Regions from separate parts of the Mus musculus genome. Here region 1 is linked to region 2. The links are chromatin loops, found by intact Hi-C in ENCODE. Cell type or tissue: heart. All regions are shown on one strand.

Region 1 (8,000 bases), 58 kb before region 2:
AGGGACAGATTCAGGGCCTTATTAGGCCAAGTGCTCTACTACTTTAGCTATACCCCTTTGAGATGATTTAAATACAGTATCACATACTTATTATGGGTTGACCAATTACCATCATATTGTATTATAACTAGACAGATAGATGTATGTGTATATACACATGAACATATAAATATGTGTGTATATGAAAGTTGACACAATCGAGAGTGGCCTGAGAAGAGACTCAATGAAGAACCATCTAGATCAAGCTGGCCTATGGCCATGTCTGAGAAGGAGTATCTTTTTTTTCCAACATATTTTTATTGACTATTTGGAGATTTTGAATCATATACCACTATCACATTCATTTTCTAGTCTTTCCCTGTCCACCCCCCATCCCTGTTACACCCCCAGCCAAAAAAAAATGGAATTTGTATTATCTCTAGATTCAGTAGAGCGTGGTCAAAGCCTCAGTGGCCTGGTCACTAAATGGAGACAAGTGAGTCCTTACCTTCTGGCATCCCTGCCAGAAGTTATCTATTGTGGAGGGCAACACCTCAGCATCCTATCATAGTTTTAAGAGTTCTCCTCATGGCTTCCTGTCTAGGCTATCACTATTGGGGGGGGTTATCTTCTATGCCCTCTTTCTCAACTGCCTCTAGTCATCAATATCTGTCAAAGTGGCTTATTTGTTTAAAAAGACCATGAGGACATAGATTATGGGCTTTGACATGGTTTGTAATATCAACACACCACAAACAGGGTTCCTGGGTTGCAGTAGAGCCATGGACCACAGCCCTGCGATGTAGCTGGGATCACTGACATCAACTCGGCATCCTGCCACAGCATAAACCACAGACCTCAAATTTCTTGATAGTGTTAATTGATAAGAGAAAGCCCAGCCCACTTGATTGGCACGCTGGTGGAGCGGGGTCCTGAGTGGATGAATATAAAAAAAGCAAGCTGAACACATGCACACATTCACATTCTCTTTGGCTCTTTCCTTTGAACTATCTGCTTCAAGTTCTTGTCTTGATTTCTCCTCAATGATGGGCTATATCATGAAATTCTAAGCAAAACAAACCCTTTCTCTCTTAAGCTGGTTGTGTATGTGTGTGTATGTACACACACACACACACACACACACACACACACACACACGCGCGTGTGTGTTTCTATCTTCCAGGCAAAATGTTTTCCCAAAAAGAGAAAAGCTGGCATATATTTTAGGGTCAGGATATGAACCATACCAGGGAAGCCAGATTCAAGGTCAACATAGAGTACAATCAGCTGATTTTGTATTTAGTCAGTGAAACCACAGTGCATTATAATTCAGAATGTGCATGGTAATGGAACCTACACACATGGAACCCTGAACCGACGTGGGCAGATGTGGCTGGATCAGTACTTTACCATACAGAAGACACCTGAGCAGACTGGTAGTGATGTCAAGTCTTCCTTGGAAGAATGACAAGTGTGGTCCTGGGGAAATATGCATCACAGTGTCATCTCTTGGAGAAGTTTAAAGGGGTCTTCACCATAAACTTAAAGGTCACTCTATATACAGGATATGAGAAGCCCCAAGGGTGGTGAACAGGTGTGGGGTCAAGTAGCTACACATGTCACCTTGACATTACTTCTGTGTCAGGGCTCCAAGTAAAGAAAGAGATGCAGGAAACATGGGGGGACAGAGATCTCATGGAAATGACTATGCTACACCAACCAGTTAAGACTGATGAATGAGTGAGAAGAAAATACATTGCATACATGTATAAATCTTTCAAGAAACTAATAAAATACATATATAAAAATGCTTATCTTCCTTTGTTGATACTAATGTATTTGTGCAAACATTGCCACAAAACTATGACCTGCGATTTCTACTTGGTACCTTAGAGGGAAGAAATAGACTCAGTAAATAGCTATAAATTCACATTGAAAGCTAACAAAAATATAACTTAAAGAAGTTAGAAAATGCAAACATATGTGTAGAAAAAAAAAAAAACGGTACCTGAGCATACCAGCAGACTTGGTAAGGCTGAGTAATGTCATAATGATGAAAGTCCTAGCTGCAGTGACAGGCTTACAGTCTCAGGGTTTCTCTACATCCCACACAGCTACAAACATCTGATTTTTCTATCAACAACTTGTTATGGGATGGCAGAAGTCATATTGCATTATTATAGTGACAGAAAGAAAATAATTTGAAAAATGGCCAATCAAAGGAAACAGCAATGCAGAGAGCCACACTGGCCATCTCTAGCCACATACAAGTGGAAATCCAGCTCTCATTTAACACATGACCAATTAGTAGGAGAGCACCCACTTCAGCTTGAAGCTGAGAGTCTCCAAGAAATGTTTGGCAACCCTCCTGGTTACAAATAAAAGGGAGCATTTGTTATGCTCATAGAAATGCTCAGCCCCAAACAGAATAGGGAAGATGTTTCATCTGAGTTTATTTTCTTGCCTGAACTAGTTTTTAATGGAGACACCTTCAAGTAGTTGATGGGAAGTCTTTGAAGTTGGGACTGTACAGGAATGGAAATAATGAAAGTAACTTAATTCTATCTGGAGTTGAAGCCACAACTAAATCAATTCCCCCCTCCCTCCTTCCCTGCTTTTGAAAAAAAAAAAAGTTGATGACATCTCTGAACCTCTTGCACTAGAAATAAGTGTCAACAGAAATAATAATTGGGTTATAGATCTCAAGAAATTAAGAGAACATTATGTCTGCTGTTTTTGTTTTCTTTTTAAGACTTTAAGGTTGCAGAAATTCCCTTTCCTTCACAAAACAGGTCAAGATTCAGTATCCACAGATGGTTAAGTGACTTATTTATTACCGGTTTTCATGTGTGCTTACAGTATCCAATAGCTATTATTCCTGGGGAAACAAGAGGGTTGCTCAAAATCAACAAGATCTAAATTGCTATGCAGTATCTTTAAAAATGGAAACCTGAGGCTTCCCTAGTTCAGAGAGATGGTGCTGCTTTAAGGATACAGAGAACGAATTCATTACTTGCCACAAGAGGGCAGTTTTGTTCTGCAGTGAAGACGATGGTACAAGGTACTCATATTTTAGTGTGGGTAATACATCTGACACGTCATTATATGGCAAAAATTCTCCTTTCACAGCTTGTCCCATGATTCAGAGAACTTTTATGGCCATGACAAGATGCCTGTGTTTCTCAGAGAGGTAAGAAAGTATCTTGTTCCTGCTATTAGCATGCTGTTTTTTATGCTGGAAGAGTCTGAGGTAAAAGAAATTATCTGCTGAGACTCAGGACTCTGTCCTATTTCCATGAGAACCCAAAACAGCCAACCACAGAGGATGAAAAATGGTCTCAATGTACCCCCCTTCCATGAAGAGCAGGAAAGACAAACGTTACATGCATATATGAATACTAAATAAGTTTTCATAAGGTGTCCGTTTCTCTGCTGAATTAGTCTTAGCAGCTCATAAATCCCTGGCTTTTTTTCCATAATAAGGTCTCTAAGTTACATTTATTTTCATTTCATAATTGGTAGCTACCTTAAGACAAAATTCTTTTCATTAATAAGTAGTCAGCCTTGGAAATTTCCTCATGACAACAGACTGATACAGTGACACTTGAGGTCCTCTCTCTGTAAATGTCTTTCCTGTTCTACTATAGATACTCCTTTGTTTGTACATTGGATTAACAATGGGAGAAGGGAAGGAAATACACAAAAAGATGGTCAGTGTGCATTTTATAGTTTGATCCCAATTGTGAAAATATGCAAATAAGTAAAGGCTGGGAAGAAATATAACACAGTGGAATAATATGCAGCCATTAAAACAATACTTAGGAGAAAAATGCCTATGACAGCGTTAGGCAGAAAAACCAGGTGAGGGTTGGGGAGATGGCTCAGTGGGGAAAGTGCCTACTATGTGAACATGAGGACTTCGGGTCAGATTCCCAGTACCTATTTAAAGGATTGGCATGTGGTGTGTAACCTCAGGGCTGTGGCTCAGAGATAGGCAGAGATGGGATTTGATGGTTAGTAGGCCTTTCAAAGGATCAAACTTCAGGTTCAGTGAGACTCAAAGAATAAATGTGGAGAAGCAGTGGAGCACATGACATGGACCTCTGGCTTCCACATGTGCCTGCTTATATGAGCAAACACACCCCTAAACACACATGCATCCTTCACCTCTCATGCACAAATCAGTCAGCAGAAATAGGTGATGTGCGCATGGTACTACATCTTGTTTTGTGTTTTTACACCCTCCTGATCATTCATAACTAGGTCTATATGGACAGTTATGTTGCATTTATATATCTGTGTGTGTTTTTGAACTTTTCACTTTGTATTTTTGTATTGTAAAAATGAACTGGATTACATTTATTAAAATATAATTAAAATCTGGCAAAGACTTAAATACAGGGTTGAGAAAAGAGAGTTTTCTGTTAGAAAAAGAACTCTGGTTTTCAAATGAGATTATTTTCAGCAAAAGGCATGCCAAAGAGGGATGTATTGTGCCTGGCTGCCTTACTGGATTGATTAAAATGTGCCCTCCTAAGGTTTTCCGCTAGACCCCGTGTGCACAGCCATGACAGAAGGTAATGTTACACAAAAGGAATGCAGAAGGCAGACCCAGAAGTAAATATTCTTGGACATGTTTATGTGGTTAAGAGCAGACATCTGCTGTGGAAGTCCACTTCACAGTAGTGAAGGATATGCACAAGCCAAGCAGTAAGACTTTCTTAAAATTTCTCCCCCGAGACTGGTAAATCAGGTGGCTTGGACAATACCAACACACAGGACCAAGCCTATCTAGGAACCAGGCTCAGCTCTAATTGTTGAGGCTTGGCGCCTCCTTTACCTCAGCTTCACTGCCTAAAGTGACACACATTTCAAAATATATCATATCTGGGGACCAAGTATTCAAGTACATGAACCTGTTGGGAGCATTCACATCCTAACCCTGGAAAGCCTCTTTTCTATACCTGTATACACAGGCACTAAGTTTTGTTGATTAAGTGTTTAGCAGTTTAAATTCCACAGTCAAAAGACTGATAACATTTTTGTGGTTTTATTTTATTGCTTGTTTGTTTTTTGAGACAGGGTCTTGTTTATATACACCAGGCTGGCCTTAAACCAATTTCCTATCTCAGCTTCCTGAGTCCTGGGTGAAAGGAGTACATCACTATAGCTAGTTCGAGACTGATAACACTTTGTGTGGTGTTTGTGTAGAGTATGTGTGTAGGCACGTATGTGTGTGCACGTTTGGAAGCCAGAGGTAAGAAATAGATGCTGGTCTCTTGTTCTCTGCCTTAATTTTTGGCGCAGGTTATCTCAGTGAACCTGAAAGTTTCCATTTGGGGTAGACTGGGTGGTCAGTGAGGTTCTAGGATCTACTAGTTTCTCCCCTGCCTCAGCACAAGGTTTACAAGTGAGTACATAACACTATCACATGACCAGAAGACAGAGGAGGGAAGAAGAGAAGCCATTTAGTGAGCTCAGTAGGCCATGCCTCTTAAATATCCACTGCCCAACTGCTTCTAGCACCTGAATCCTTGGGGGCAACACACTAAAATCGTTGTATTGAGTATTCACTGCACCCAATTTTTACTTGGGTATCAGGAATCCACTCAGGTCGCTTATGGTCACACGAGAGGCACTTTTCCATCTGAGCTATCTTCCTGGCCCCAAGACTGATTAATACCTGAAATGTAAAATAAAATAAAAAGGCAATAGCAGCAGTGAGCAGGGTCCCTCAATCTCAGTCCTGATACTAGGTATCATATCAAGGTCCTATCTTGTGGAGCCTGTCTCTGAGAGTCGAGATTTTATCTCCAATTCAAAACAGCTACAACAGATGAGAGAGAAACCACTGTGTTTCACCAGCTTGAGATTAGCAACCCAGCACCTATCACCAGAGTTTATATACATAAACTGATTGGCATTCAGCAAGTTCAAATGGCTTCAACATAGGTTCCCTGACCCACAAGACATAAACCATTAGAAGATGCTTGCTCATCACTATGGACTGAATACAACAGTTTGAGTGTGTCCCCCAAGAAGTGACATGTTGACATGAGTGTGGTAGTAGAAATTTAAAAGGCAAGGTCTCCTGAGGTCACAGACTGGCCCCTACCCCTTCTCTGTGTCCTAGTGTTGTGATGTAATCCCTCTTAGCAGTGCGATGTGATGACAATGAAGAGAGTGAAGCTACAGGGCCCTCATATGAGCCAGACCTACCTATATATGATGTTTGGACTTTCAGGCTCAAAAACTGAGTTAAACAAACTTCTATATTTGAGTAAGTAGCCAGCCTCACACAATTCCTTTAGTAACAAAAAAACCCAGCCTAATTCAATGACACCTCCACCCCAAATCTCTCTGGTCTTTCCTAGTCTAAGGCAGGTTTTTTCATTTCTACAACAGAAAGCAATTGATTTTTACTAGAACAAGACCCACAATATTTCAGTCATTTTTAAATTTACTTTTCTGTAAATCTAAAAAACTGCCTGCTCTGGAAAATGATACCCTGAATACTGGCATGCAAGAGTTTGCATGGACATGGTTTTATTCTTTGGTGTATTTATTTTGAAGTAGAGACTTTTGGCCATATAATAGTTCTAGATCTGGACTAGTGAAGAACTATTAATCCGTTTTAAAGCAGCTACTATATCCATCAATATTTTGGGAGCTTTAATTTTTATTATTTTATGCGTGGGGGTGTTTTGTCTACATGTATGTCTGTGTGCTACATGCATGCCTGGTGTCCACTAGAAGAGACCATCAGATACCCTGAAACTGGAGTTACAGATGCTTGTGAGCTGCCAAGCTCGGGGATGGGAATCAAACCTGAGTCCTTCGGAAGAGCTTTATGTTCTGGAAGTGATATAATAAACATTGTGATATTTTTTAAAAAGTGGGTCAGAGTTACTAAAAGCCATTAAAATGTAGCTGAACATTTAAATATGTGCAAATAAAACAAAGCCCTCAAATCAAAAGGAACAATTATTTACTTCCTTGCTTGTTTATTTACTATTCTGTTACAGTGCTCAGGATGAAACCTGGGGCTACATCCACGATAAGCAGATGCCTTACAGCTGTGCTGTACCCCTAACCACTTCCTAGCATACTTTGGATGTGTATTTCAAGTGATCAGTTGGCACACACACCACTCTCTGCAGTCTGGTAAATCCTGGCCTGTGACTAGATTTATGCAGGGGAATCTGCATGAACTTTCTACAAAATTTCAAAGTTAGTCAGCAAGTCAGTCTGCAGACAGACATAATTCATATTCACAAACTAATGAAGCAGTGAATTCACATGTGGGATACAAATAAAGATACACTCCTGGGTCCCATTCTAGTAAAAGTGGCAGTTTACTTGTAGCTCATGATATTGACAAGAAAGATTTTTGAGTGTTGTCTCCTCACAGTAACACTTGGAGAAGTTTATTTTAGCTCAGCCAAAATCCAAAACTCTTAGAGGGTCATCTAAGGTGAAAAGTAAGTATGAAAGCCCCAGTAGGCTGCTGATGTTCCAGCCTTCCCTCTCTCCTTCAATTTCAGCTGAAGTACCTGCAATTTCTTTATTAAATGTAATTTGGAAACAAGTGCAGAGCTTTGCAGAATGCAGGCCTACTTCTCAAATGGATTTTCAGGCACAAGGTAGAGTGGCCCCATGGAAGGAGGTTCCTTACCGTCACAGTGAGTGCATGTGTAGACCTCTGGAACAGTGGGCTACCCAGTATCCGATCACAGAACTTGAGAGGTGCTCACAAAGTCCAGGACCACCCTACATAGAAACAGAAAGATTTGCAAACAAATGTCATAAAAATCCATGAAGGCAGCATATCCACATCTCAACCCTCCTGTTCCTTTAGACATTCTTCTCATCCTAAGTCAAATTTTTTCATTTTATTTGCTCATCGTTTTTGTCTTCACCTTTTAGATGAAGATACAGGTTCTAGATGCAAAGAATAAAAATGGAATAGGGATTAAAATAGCTGGCTAGGCATTATTATGCATGTAGCAATTCTGAAATGA
Region 2 (8,000 bases):
CACATGCAAACCATGTGCATGCACCACATGAATACAGTGTCCACAGAGGCCAGAAGGTGATATCAGATCCCCTGAAACTAGTTACAGACAGTTGTAAGCTGGGTGCCAGGACTGCAACCCAATTCCTCTAGAAGAGCAGCCAGTGCTCTTAAAACAAGGAGCCATCTCTCCAGCTCTTATTCCCAAGTTTTCTAAGGGGCTGTTCCCAACTGTGAGTGACCATGCCCACCCAGTGACAAGGTCTGTATACATCTTAGGCTACTACAATTAAGGATGAGGATGTTCTTGGTTTGAAATAGTAGAGACATCTGGGATGCTGTTCAAAATCCTACAGTTACAATACACTAGTCCTTCCTTACTTGAGGTTTCTGTAGTTTGACTTCTGCTGATTTCAGCTGTATGTGAACTAAAACTATTAAGTGCAAAATCCCACAACTAAACTCCTCTGTTTTAAGTATGAATTATTGTGCTGTTCCCCTCTACCTCATCTAGAGGGAGATTCGTCCATTGGTTCAGCATATCTACACTGTATACACTACTTCTCCACTGGTCAGTTAGAAAACATCTCTTTTATCATATGACTTGTCATAGCACTACAATGCTTATGCATTCAAATTTTTTTTATTTTACTTAATATTAAGCTTCATGCTAACCTTACCCTCTTCACTTCATCACAGAGGCATCACAGGAATAGTGGGTACCACATAATGATGAAGGAAATTCACATTCATATAGTTATCGTAGTACAGTGGTACAACTGTTTTATTTATTATTATTTTAATCTCATGCTGTGATAATGTATATTCAGTTTATTACACATATGCAGGCACAGAAAAAGAAAAATTTCAAACAAACATTGGTATCAAGAATCTACTGGAGACCTTAAGCCACATGCTGTATGGGTGAGGGTCAACTATTTTTAGTTCTACTGGAATGGTAAATTCTACTGTGAACAGTATGAGGGGCTGAGAGGACACAAATATATAGGTAGTATATGAGTACATTAGGGAGATCAATGAACTCAGAGATAAATCAACACAGGCAATGATTTTCCATGATCAAACTGGTAAATTTGCTTCATCCATAGCTTTGCAATATATGTTAACCATTTTATGAATGCCAGACCATTTAGGCCCACCCTTCACTCTTTGTCTGCGGTATTGAACAGGTTTCCTAACTAGTTTCCCATTGTCTAGTCTCATGACCTTGAAGAAAATCTATTTACTCTCCTCACACCTGCAGCAAAATCAACACCTCTATCTTTCACATCCACGCCTGAATTCTGTAAGGCCTGTCTTATCAGAGTTATTCCTTGCAGACTATGCTCTTTTGGATCCTTGATAAAAAATTGCTAAGTACTCTCAAGGAGCCTGGTCTCTGAGTGGTCATTTCTGCGTGTGAAGCAGTTTCTAGGAATCAAGAGCACAGATCCCAGGCCAGAGAAGCTAAGGCAGAACCAGCTGGCTTAGGATCCCAGGGTCCCACACACTCAGGACTTTCTGCTCCTTGCCTACATAAAGTAAATAAAAGATGGGAACAATGTTACAGGACAGACTCTACCACATGCATTAAAGAGTGCACAGAATCCCTCCTGGCATGCAGAGAATGTCATATCTAAAATTGGTCTTGGGATTGAACTCCATAGTGCGTGCAAAATATATATAGTCTTGTCATTCAGAACTGTGCTACCTAGACAAAAACCTGGTAGAGTAGGGTAACTTTCATCATCCACCTTCCCCTTAAAACATTCAAGGGGCACCTAATGTTATCCATATGCTGGGAGTGATAAAGATATATGGAAAAATGCATGTTCCTTCTCTGCTCCTGGCTCATCAAAATTATCAGTTAGCTAAAGTCGTGGCACATACCTGTCACCTCATCACTAGTTTGAGGACAGCCTGGAATGCAGAGTAAGACTGTGTGACAAAATAAACCAACTAATAAATAACACTGGAAATAAAAACAAAGTATTTTGAGCTGGGTGGTAGTGGCACATGCCTTTAATCCCAGCACTCAGGAGACAGAGGCAGGTGGATCTCTGAGTTTACAGCCTGGTCTACAAAGTGAGTTCCGGGACAGCCAGAGCTACACAGAGAAACCCTGTCTCCCTCTCAAAAAAAAAAAAAAAAAAAAAAAAAAAAAAAAAAAAAAAGAAATTATTACTTCAAACTTTTCCTTTTTACATCAAAATAAAAATGGTTTTTGCACTAATTCCTTGTAACTTTTTCTTTGCTTTTAGGGTGTAGGCGAATGCATACATGTCTCTCTCTCTCTCTCTGTTTCTCTTTCTGTCTGTGTGTGCGCTCATGCACACTTGCGCATGCACCTCTTACCCAGCTTATGAAGTTAAACATGGGCACAACCACACCCAACTTTTACATGGGTGCTGGGGATCTGAGTGCTGGTCTTCATGAACATTTCTAGCTCTAATACCTCACTTTCATTTTCTGCTTTTTCTGTAAACCTCATGAAGCCTATTTAAGGCCCAGACTTCAATGGAGTTTAGAGAAAGATCACCCTTTAACAGGTAAAGAGATAGAAAATAACTTGGGTGTGTTAAACCTGACATACAAGAATTTATTTCTAAGTTATTTTTTTATTTGTGTTTATATGTATGTGCATGTATATGGCACAGAGGCCAGAAAAAGAGTCCCTAGAGTCAGAGTTACAGGTAGTAGTGAACCAACTGACTTGGTGCTGGGAACAGAGCTCAGGTCCTCTGCAAGAGAAATGAGCACTCTGAACCACTGAGCCATTTCTCTAGCCACCAAGACTTTTTAATTGCAGTAAAATGCAAGGATTTGGGTACTTTGTTAATCATTAGAAATCTTTCTTGTATAAACCACTTTTGAAGAACTATATCTCTCACATTCAGACCTGAATGACCTCCAAAGCTTTGCCTAGGGTCTGGCAGAAACTGTGTGATCCAGTATTCATCACACTAAATTTAGAAATACATTGTGTCCCCGAGGCACTTCCACAGGAAGCGAGATTAAAATAGGATGCATGCCGCTAACACATCAGAATTCAAAAGCTACTGCCAGCTACCAACCTCCAAGAAACCACAACAGTCTCAGTAAGCGAAACCCTTATCTTTCCCCACCCAGGAAAGGAGGGGGGAAATGATCTCACAATCACATACAAAATAACAAAAATGAAATAACAAGATGGGCCAGAGAAAGTAGATGGTAACAACAAAGAGAAATAGAGCTGAAGCCACCATGAAGGTACTACTAACCCAAAGTTTGCCAATGAACACAGCATTCTATTGGGAGGATGGGTACCACAGATCTAATGCTTATTCAATAATAAAAACAAACCATCAGAAAACCCAGCTTCTAGACTTCTTATGCGTGTATAAAATTTCTTCTGCGGGTCCCAGAAAGAAAGCATTCTCAAGGAGGGGGAAACAACAGGGACAGTTCTTTAGTAATTCTTAATCCTGGCTAAATGGCAACACTAAAAAATAACTAACAAATAAAATCTGGGTGGCTATGGTACAGTTCCCTGCAGCCTGGCTTACTCCCAGGATACATGCAGAACCACTCACAAGCCCAAATGAGCTACATGCTGGTCACAAGAGGTTGCAGAAAAAACTTGCTGAATCTTGCAATCACATTTTGGTGCCAGTAAGTATATACAGAGTGCAGTGGATAAGCCTCACACTCGGGGAAACACCTTCAGGATCATGGTGTCTCCTCTACCAGGAAGTAAGTATCCATAATATTGGTTTAAACAGTTGTTTAATAACCTATCATATGGCGATCAGGGTCATTCACCCCTGCCCTCAAGCCTTCAACTTATTATAAATAATAATGCATGAAGGCTAGAACATTTTTTAAATTTTTTTATTCATCTATACTTTAAATGTGTTTATTGCAATGCTAGAAATTAAACCCTGGAACCCTGCATGTGCTAGGCAAGTGCTCTACCACTGAAGTACATCCCCAGCTTAAGACCCTTTCTTTGTCTTTCTTTTGAAGCAGACTCTATGTATATGTAAATGGTCTGGGACTCTTTAAGCAGCTTGAGAGATCTTGACTTCCTTATCCCCTGCCTTCAACTGAGTTCCAACATTAAAAGGCATACACTACCATATCTCTATGTAGTGCTGGGGAACAAACCCAGTGTTTCCTGCATGCTTAGGGAAGTATTCCACCAACTAAGTTAAACATCCACTGCTAATTTGTTTCACTTCATTTCCATTCATTTGAGATGGGTTCTCCTTATGTAGCCCTAATTGAGCCAGAACTTGAAATGTAGATCAGTATTGTCCTAGCAATCCCCATATCTCTACCTCTAAATGCTGAAATTATAGGCATCAGCCACCATGCCTGGCCTACAAGAATAACATTTTTTTTTGGTATCAAAACATTGTGTGGATTACCTATACAGTAAAACCCAAAGCTTGGCTTTCATAATCTAATGCTTCAGAAAAGCATACCTAAAGAGCAAGACCATACTACACAATGAAACTGTATTCTATGGCGATGTTTAAATAATATTTCCATTTATTACACAAAGATCTGACTATTTACAAAATAGTCACATTCATGAGTCTATATACATAAGACTGTTAACAATATCTGGTGGGTTCATTAAAATTTGTCCAGATTCCTTAAGAAATAATTTTGAAACATCTAGCATTAAAACATTGTCATGAATTTGGGTTGGGAATTTCAGAAGGAAAAACCCTAACATTTCAGTCTAGAAACACAATCATTACAATATGAGAATCAGAGGCCTCAAACTTGAATTGCAGTATGTTCTGGTTATACAAGAGCCAACTGCCTGAATAGGCTCTTCCCTGTGTCTGCTCTTCCTCTTATCTGTGTGAACAGAGTGACTAATTGAATCCCGTTCTCTCAGACAAAAACCCAGTGACTTAGGTTCCTTTGACAAAAGGAATACAGCAAAGGCAATGTTTTCTTGACAGCAAATGTCTTCTCTACTGCTTTCCTGGCTAAAAATAAAGCAAGCTTCCATCTCTGTCTTTCTGTCTCTTTAATTTGTTTGGTTTTAGGTTTTATTTAGCACATATGAGTGTTTTGCCTGTATGCATGTGTATGTACACCACATGCATGCCTAGTACACACGGGGGTTAGCACAGGGTGTCAGATGCCTTGGAACTGCGGTTATGGATGGTGTGAACCTGAGTCCTCTGGAAGAACAAGAAATGTTCTTGACCACTGAGCTATCTCAAGTCCCAGTAGGATATGTTTGGACTCCCCCTATTATCTCAAGTCCTGCACATAAGGAGTAGTCATTTGGTATATATGGAGTCTACTTAAATTTTAGCAAGTAAGTTTAGTGTAGAAACACATGGACTCAGTATTCTGCAAGTTGGAAGGGTAGTAACTCTGAGAAGTAAACACCACCTTTTTTTTTAACACTCTTGAGAGCTTAGCCTCTGAGGCACAAATAAGTCAGCTTATTAGAGAAACAATATTTTATCATACCAGACACTGATCAAAATATTACAGTTGTAAGAAACTATAAAAATATCACAAAGCCTTGCCATTTCAGAAGTTGACATTAATGACAGAAGAATCATTATTAAGTGATTCTATTTCAAAACTGTCTATATTTGGATAATGGATCACATTGTCACCATATGTTTACTTGGTCAATAACCAAGATGGTGAAGGTTTTTGCTGAACCAACTAGGAAAAGTCAAGTCCTGAGCATATGTCTCTACACAGACACTAGGACTTCTTAAATATGACAACATTGATGAGAAAAAGAGGCCCCAGATTAGAACCATGTGAACCACCAAAGGAGCTTTCTACATCTGTTGTGTTAAAACAATAACCTCAATAAACTCTACAGATGCAACAGTGAGCCTCGACCTGCCTACTTCCCAGAACCATCTGGCATTGCTGTTTCAGAACCGCCTCCATTTGTGCCTTATGTAATAGCCACTGCATTCAAAGACAGAGCCCTTGGAGACTTACACGTGGACTCCCCATTCCAAGCAACCTCTGACTACACTGGGGTTTGGCCCAGTCACCATGTATAAAACAAGTCAGTATGGGAACAATGCAATTGTTTTATATTGTTTTAAATTGTTGTCATATTGCTTTAGGATTACTTCTTCATCTCCCATATTTCTAAACTGAAGGTGAGGTCCTTGGCCCTCTTTTCACTACCATCATCATTTCACTACCATTGTCTTAACCCTAACTGTTATGGTGGTAACACTAAATCTTTTTTTGAAGCTCCTATTTCCTCCATGGGCTTTGTGGTGGTTTGAGTAAGAATGGTCCCTGTAGGTTCATATATTTAAATGCTTAGTCATTGTGGAACTACTTGAGAAGAATTAGGGAGTCATATAGCCTTATTGGAGTAGGTGTGACCTTTGTTGGAGAAAGTGTGCTAGCTTGGAAGTTTCAAAAGCCCATGCTCCCTCTTCCGGCTTCCTATCTGGATTTAGAAATCTCAGCTACTTGTCCAGCATCATGTCTGCCTGCATGCCACCAACCACCCTGCCATGATGATAAAGGACTAAACCTCTGAAAGTAAATTAAATTCTTTCTTTTTATAAGAGTTGCCATGGTCATGGTGTTTCTTCATGGCAACAGAACAGTGACTAAAGCAGCCTTCATTTGCAGCTTTACTTGGGTATCCAGAACTTCTTATTTCAGAGGTATACTTACTCCAACCTTAAGTTCTCTTCAGTCTTCTGACTTACCAACTGGTGCCCTTTGCCTCCAGGTTCCAAACACTGACCTCTTGGACTCTCTTCCTCCACCCACCACCCACAGAATTCTACCCACCAGATATTAAGTCCTATGACTATAACCACATAGAATTCTTAACACTTCATGTATCTACACAGACTGTCACTTCCATGGTTCTCTAGTCTCTGCACAGTGGCAAGAAATTGAGGTCAACCTGATAATTTCTCCTGCAAGAATATACAACTCTTCCTAAAGCAGAGATCAGACCATGGCTCATCATTCAAAAACATGCCATGAGTTAAATCACTGTCTGAGAAAAAACAAACAAAGTATGTTCCTTCCATTTGCTGCCTGGACATGTGCTTTCTATGCCACCAGAAGGGGTGGAGATGGGGACCAGTAACATTCCCAAGAATTATATACAATACTTCAAATTCCATTCTTAGCAGGGAAAAAATGTCCTCCCCACTAGAGTTTCCCTCACTTCAATCCCCTCAAGCTGGAACTATGGATGATTCCTGGCAAGGGGGAATATAAGTTACAGATAAAAGGACTCTAAGCTCTCATCTTTCTTACGCTCTAGCCCTCCTTTTCTCTACCTTGTCTCTTTCCCCCTGCCTTTCTACAATAAAGCTCTAAAACCATAAAAAAAAAATGTTAGGTTGCTAAAGAGCTGACAGCATTTAGGAAAGAGAAAACACTCTGGGTTTTATGAGAGAGTATATACTAAATAGAACACACAAGAGCCGCTCTCCCACTACTAGTCTTCTAAAGCAGTTCATATCACACAAACCAATTCTATCCACAAGTGTTCTCAAAAGAGTTCTTTGAATGAGGAAGAGGGCAAAAGCCAATGCCTGTGATCCTTTGTAAGAAAAAATATGATCAGTCTCCTCTGGCTTTCAGAGTGGAAGGGGCTATGGACTAAGGGATGTGGTAGCCTCTAAAACATGGATGGGTTTCCCCTGAAAATAACATCCAAAAAATAACATGATATTGCGTTTAACAAAATGAGCTGACTTCAGATTTGTGACCTCCAAACTGTATGACAGTAAACCTGCGCTGTTTTATATATCTAAGTTTATAGAAAGTATACTGTTTCAGCAGCCAGTAGCAAGTAATACACCTACCTCTTGCTGCTGATTGCCAAATACAGGACACTCACATCATTTTACAGTACTTAGCTAGCATTTTGTATTATAAGGCTCTGGAATTCAGAATGATTATGAAGCTCCAGTTCTATACATCAAGCAGCTTATAATATTTGCAGTCCTTTGTTGTACCTCAAACAAGTGGTTTGAGTGACTGAGTGACCCTGTC

What was found. Hi-C counts contacts between places; a loop is a spot of excess contacts. Peaks named below come from ENCODE experiments on the same cell type or tissue, not always from the same donor. Only the 100,000 strongest peaks of a DNase experiment are listed, where the experiment ranks them.
Region 1: a loop joins it to region 2, with 2.0 times the contacts of the local background. A loop is called at or near these places in 6 of 42 quality-filtered maps.

The regions. Positions count from the first base shown.
Region 1 is chrX:77,633,295-77,641,294 of GRCm38, reverse strand. Tbl1x (transducin (beta)-like 1 X-linked) reads right to left here. Exons shown (of 16, transcript NM_020601.2): 2 at 7,655-7,749. It overlaps Gm52447 (a long non-coding RNA gene), which reads left to right. Exons shown (of 3, transcript XR_003953113.1): 2 at 3,109-3,169. Among named protein-coding and RNA genes, the nearest start is that of Gm52447, 5.1 kb to the left of the region's middle. In heart, a CTCF peak has its summit at 3,003 (motif pointing right); no DNase peak of the experiment used is centred here.
Region 2 is chrX:77,575,205-77,583,204 of GRCm38, reverse strand. The region is part of intron 1 of Tbl1x (transducin (beta)-like 1 X-linked); the gene reads right to left. Among named protein-coding and RNA genes, the nearest start is that of Gm52447, 63 kb to the left of the region's middle. In heart, no CTCF peak of the experiment used is centred here; a DNase peak (open chromatin) is centred at 3,014.